Regions from separate parts of the Homo sapiens genome. Here region 1 is linked to region 2. A link is an interaction called in ENCODE POLR2A ChIA-PET data of the cell type or tissue named here. Cell type or tissue: B cell. All regions are shown on one strand. Each heading gives the region's core, and the rest is flanking DNA. Links, peaks and the distances in the headings are about the cores only. Region 1 overlaps SERPINI1 (serpin family I member 1). Region 2 overlaps PDCD10 (programmed cell death 10).

Region 1 (2,935 bases), core at 136-2,635, 66 kb after region 2:
CCTCTCTTCTGTGTCTTAAATTTTTGTTTGTGTTTTTTTGCTCTAGTTTACTCTCATACAATGTTCCTTTTATGTCTTACCTTACCCTAATGGGAACATTTTATTTTTTGGTTTGACTCCTTCTCAACATCCACAAAACATATGAAGACATCTATGCTTTTTACCATCATTAAAACATAATGTTCAGCTAGCTGCCTGGCATGAATAATCCATCACTGAGGACCATTAACCATACATGACAAGCTACAGTACAGTAATTGCTATCTTTATACAAGACAATTGTGACTATAAGGCTGATGACTTAAAACCATAAACCCAGTCTCACTTTAAATCTAATAGTGCACCAACTGATATTTTAAGTAGTGTTCTCTTTTCTTCTTTTTAGAATGACTTATAAATGAGAAACTTTAACAGGAATATCTCATTTATTAAAAGGATCCAGAATTTCCACTGTAACACACCTTAGAATGCAGGAAATAAGCTTACAAACCCAGCCAAATTCCTTGCTGTGAAATTCACCTTATTTATCCATTAGCCTTTATGCAGAACCTGTTTACTGTTAATAAACTGTTTAATTTACTATTGAATGCTGTTTATATGTTTAGACAAATTAACAGTGACTCAATATAAACAAAAGATGAGAGGGGAAAAAAGCTAAGAAACTAAGAAAGCATAGGTGCCGGAAGGGTTCATGTCTTGACCTCAGAGAAGTGCAGAGACATAAGCTGTGGGGCAGTATGTAGTGCTCAGTAGATACTGGCTGGGTGAATGAAGGACAGAGCCAGAAAGTTTTAAAAAATGACCTTCAGGCATAAGAAAGAGGATTAATTGTTACATTTCCACTTTTCTGGAAAAACTAAGTGAATTATATATTTTGTTAAAGTTTCATGCAAATGGGTAAAATAAAAATAAATTTCGGTGCTTAAAAAGTAAATTCACAGCTATTGATAAAACACCCAGCCGGGATGACTTATTTTCAGAGAAATTAAAGAAACCAAAGCTTTGCTTTTTTTTCTGGATGTCACTACATGTATATGTTACCCAAATATCTAAAATGACAGCACTGAAATGTCTGTTTCAGAAATGTGCATATGAAATGATTAATTACACATTATGTAACATATCTTCTTCCCAGGTTGAATTTAGCAAGCTCTATGAGAAATATTTTTTCAGCCATGCAGTGTAGCTTGGGAAAGTAAGAACAAGATGACTGCACATAGAAATTAATGAAATAGAAAAGGCAACATGGAGCAATGGGTTTGCCATCACGTGTTCGTGATGCTTATTTGTGTATCATGTGAAGGCTATTATTAGTATGTGAAGAGAAAGTGAAAGGTTTACAGGAGGCAGTGGGTGTTGTCTAGAAGGAAATCCAGAACTGCTTCACTGTTTCTGAGACTGAACTTTTTACTGTGACCTAAGCACTAATATCTTTACATCCATACATTATCACCCTTAATTTTTATGACAATCGTATGAGACAAGTACTATCATAATTCTCATTTCATAGATGAGGAAAGTGGGGCATAGAAAATCATATAGGTTATTTCAGGTATCACCACACAGTACCTAGTTTGCATTTGTTTCCAGCCAAAACATAGTTCTGCAATATAATTATGATCTCAGAAGTAACCAGAATACTTTGTGTATTTCTATGGAATTGTCCATATTTACTTCACAGTATTTGTATATTGTACCTTGCATTCTTCAACTATGAATTCTCTTGCATTCTTAAAAAATTAGACAGCTGCAATTACATATCTAAACCCTATAAAAATAATAAAATCAATATATAAAAACTCTAACTTCAGACAAAAACTAGAGAATGTTTCATGATAATATTAAAAAAAGAATAGAAAATCCACGGCAAGCTTACTTTAAATTAGGCATTTCAAACTGGCAGTTTGACAGACTGAAATCTTTCTGTCTCACCTCCTGCCAGCTAAATTATGTTTTGCAGAGTTTATTATGTTAGGAAAAAAAAGATTTTCTTTAGGTAAGGAATATCCTCTTCAGTTACCGCAGACTCCTCTATTCTCCATTATACTGGACCAATTCACACATTTATATTATCTGCTAAGAAACTGCAGACTTCTGAGTTTGTCAGAACTTTCAATCATGAGCACCTTGGTAAATTTAAAATATGCTATTGAATTATTAACATAGTTTTTGGAATATGTCTACTTGATAAAATGAGGTAGCCCTGTAATTACACAAAGTAAGTCAAACTGTATCAGAATAGTTTTTCAAAGCTTAGTCTCTATAAGCAAAGATTAAATTATTAAGCAGTCAACCGTATCTGTTAACTTCCTTTAAATGTTTTCTCCACATGGAAAGGAATAGGAAATAAGAGATTTTTCTTAAGCCAGATGAAAAATTTGAGATGTGTTAAATTACTCCGCTAAATATATAGATTTATCAGAGAATAGTGTTGAGGTTATCGACACAAATGGTGATGGGTTGTCAATGGCATTTTCAGGCTGTCAACTCAACTGTCAGGATGAAACTAATTGGTACATCATATGCAGCGTTATGTATGATTTGTTCTAATATCTTTTCCAGTACGGTATCTAGTATCTTTTTCATGTACGATAATAAAGCCTCCAATATTAGTGATTCTCCTTCATGTGTGAAGTGACATTTTAAAACTGTATACTGTCCCACAATATAAATGGATTTTGTTTCAAATTGTGTTGTATGAAATTAAACTTTGTGAAATTGCCAACATTTGACTATTTTTGACCTACCAAAAAAAGGTAATTTATATGGTTCAACCTAATACAATAGTTATGCCAAATGGGGAAAATGTTTTTCAAGAGAAACTGAAATACAGGTTTGTTTTGAGATTAGTAATAAACATGCATTGTGTTCCTGCTTTCTGCCAGACCCTGAGCTCTCAAGGAAGGTCATTTTCTCTCTTCATCCTCCTAAGTCT
Region 2 (2,935 bases), core at 142-2,641:
GAAATAAAACTGTACCTAGTTGAAGAGTGTATATAATATTAACACTCATGACAATTTCAATCCAACCGTTGATATAGCTTCAAATTACTATTAATTGTGGCTATTTTTTGGGAAAAAATTGTGCAAAGCTTATGAGGGCCCAGTATACGAAAGGCTTAATTTTTAAGAGTCAAATCTACATTTGTCACAAGAGTTCAAAAAGTGGCATTATAGTGCAAAAACACTAGAAAATGCTATCTCTTACTCATAAGTCGTTTAAAACAGGTTGGAAATCATATAAAAATACTCAGTACCTTATAAGTAATTAACAAAAATATTTCCATTGACTACTCTGTGTCCAAAGTGATTAAGGACAAAAATAGAAATTCTTGCTTTATTATTTGATAAACTGCTGATAAGCTCCCATTAGAAGTTTTTTAGACATTACACCAAGTTGTCTTGGTCTTCTGTTCATATATATATATATATATATATATATACACACATATATATATGCATTTTTTCAAGTAAAGAAATGTTTAACAGATGTAAACTATTTATTGAATATTTGCCACCAAATATTGTTAAATACATTATCTTGCAGCATATCGCTTTCAAGTTAAAATGTCAGAAACAAACACCAATATTTACAATTCTTTTAAGGAATGTTATATAATGACACATTAAGGCGTAAATTCTTTTGGCTTATAATTCTTAAAAGAATGATAATAGCAAAAGTGATGCAAAATCTTCAGTGTGAGATTATGATTAAGCTACATTTTACAAAAATATGGTGTAAGATGGCAATAATCCCATTCAACATCCTGGATTAGATCCCTTCAGGAGGGACTGATAATTTATACAGTCAAACTTTAAAATTTACAGATAAAGGCAGTTCAATACTGCCACTGAGAAGTACATCTCTTAACATATACAACTTTCAGGCCACAGTTTTGAAGGTCTGAAGTATTAAGTTGGTTTGATGAATTAGTCGGTTGGCACTTACGAACACATTTATTGCCCTGTTTAAAAAGAAAAGAATAAGCATTAATTTCATCCAAAAAATTCACCCTTTTAAGATTTATACTATTAACAGTAGCAATGGAATCAATTTTAGAAAAAAAAAAAAGACAAGTTAGTATTATTAAAACTTTTATTCCAATTTAGGATATAATAGTCTTGCATCATTTTAAACTATCTAGTAATTACTGCCCCCTGGTGGTTCTGACTGGTAATAAAATGTTGGAGGACTGCTAATGATAGTGCCTCAACAACCCAGTTCATTTATAGGTGGAACAAGTTAACTGGCCAAAAGGAGGATTCAGATGTGGTCTCCAGCTGTGGTTTCATAGAAGTTAACAAGTAAAATCCAGCAAAGTATCATAATCTCAAAATTTGTAATTAATGGGCATAATACTCAAGAAAAATCTAATTACTTCCAATCTGATTCATCCCAATCTCTTTATCTCCTTAAAAAAAGGTAGAAATTCTAAGCTACAAACTACTACAAACTACTTTTACTATAAACATACTTTTAAAACAAAATAATCATGCAGTTTCAAAATCTGGGAGCTGACAACATATAAAAATATATTCTTTAAAACTGGCTTTGAGCCCCACCACATTCTCCTAATGGCTCATCTTCATGCAGCTGGGATTCAGAGATGATGCCCTAGTCCCACTGTGTGGCCTCAACAGTTTCCTAGTATCATATCTAGCATGCACCCGCATCCTAGACATTTCTCAAAAGAGAAGGCCCAGGGACTGGACCTGGTGGCTCGCACCTGTAATCCCAGCACTTTGGGAGGCCAAGGTGGGCGGATCATGAGGTCTCTTGGAGTGTGAGACCAGCCTGGCCAACATGGTGAAACCTTGTCTCTACTAAAAATACAAAAATTAGCCGGGCATGGTGGCATGTGTCTATAATCCCAGCTCGGGAGGCTGAGGCAGGAGAATTGCTTGAACCCAGGAGCTGGAGGTCGCAGTGAGCCCAGATCCAGCCTGGGCAACATAGCAAGACTCTGTCTCCAAAAAAAAAAAAAAAAAAAAAAAAGAGAAGGGCCAGGAAGAAATAGCTGAATCAATGCAAATCCATCCCCCTACTGAAAGATGGCCTAAAGATCAGGTTCTATCAATAATTTTCTGTTTTGAGGAAACAGGTATAAAACTCAAGCACATTATTGATACACAAAGAACTGGAATTTTAAAAAGCTGCTGAATGGAGAGAAAGTAGTAGCAACGACACTGAATCCATATGCAGAGTAAATAATTTCAATTAATTAATGAAAATTAGTCTCTAAATTAATGTCTACCTTTCATTGTGCTTATTCCATAATAGTAATTTAAAATCAGAAATAATAATCCCATCATGTAAATTATTATTTTAATGTGTTTTTGGTTATTTGAGCTTAGCATAAATCAAATAAAAGTTTATTTTCAAAACACAAATGCCAGCTTATTAAACTAAGTCATCAAGGAGCATTTCCCTTAGACAAACCTGTGTATGGAACACCACCACAAAACAAGTAATAAAATTTAGCTCGATATCTCTAATTCATAATATAAATGTAAATACTTCAACCTGTTTGAACTGTTAAAAATGACTCTGAAAATTAACATAATTCTATCTAATGTATTTTTATCATTTTTAAATATTACTACAATAATACTGTAATGATGTGACATGAATATAGAGATCTTAAAACCTGAATAGCAGGATGGAATGATTGAGGTCTCTATTTACTTTTCTGACTTTAAGCACTGTTAAAAAATAATCTTGTTCAAAAAATTCTCACATTTGACTTGAAGTGCAAATAACTACCTATACGGCCAGACTTTCCATCAGTTTATACATTATACGTATGCATGTATGTATGTTAAAATATATAAAATCTCTTGGTTTTCTATAGTGCATCACAACCAATTATATATAAATTAAAAAATAATGTCCAATTTA

The links. ChIA-PET counts read pairs that join two places held together with the same protein. Peaks named below come from ENCODE experiments on the same cell type or tissue, not always from the same donor. Only the 100,000 strongest peaks of a DNase experiment are listed, where the experiment ranks them.
Region 1: POLR2A ChIA-PET joins it to region 2 with 13 read pairs; 7 of 35 experiments call an interaction of 5 or more read pairs at or near these places.

Annotation. Positions count from the first base shown.
Region 1 is chr3:167,749,194-167,752,128 of GRCh38, forward strand. All of the region lies in intron 1 of SERPINI1 (serpin family I member 1), which reads left to right. Among named protein-coding and RNA genes, the nearest start is that of SERPINI1, 15 kb to the left of the region's middle. RefSeq lists an enhancer at 1,296-1,415. In B cell, for the core only: no CTCF peak of the experiment used is centred there; a DNase peak (open chromatin) is centred at 1,308; H3K4me3 peaks cover 958 bases; H3K27ac peaks cover 2,500 bases.
Region 2 is chr3:167,683,389-167,686,323 of GRCh38, forward strand. PDCD10 (programmed cell death 10) reads right to left here. Exons shown (of 9, transcript NM_007217.4): 9 at 1-1,001. The coding sequence ends at 920. Among named protein-coding and RNA genes, the nearest start is that of WDR49, 31 kb to the left of the region's middle. In B cell, for the core only: CTCF peaks have their summits at 1,164 (motif pointing left) and 1,365; a DNase peak (open chromatin) is centred at 1,213; H3K27ac peaks cover 440 bases.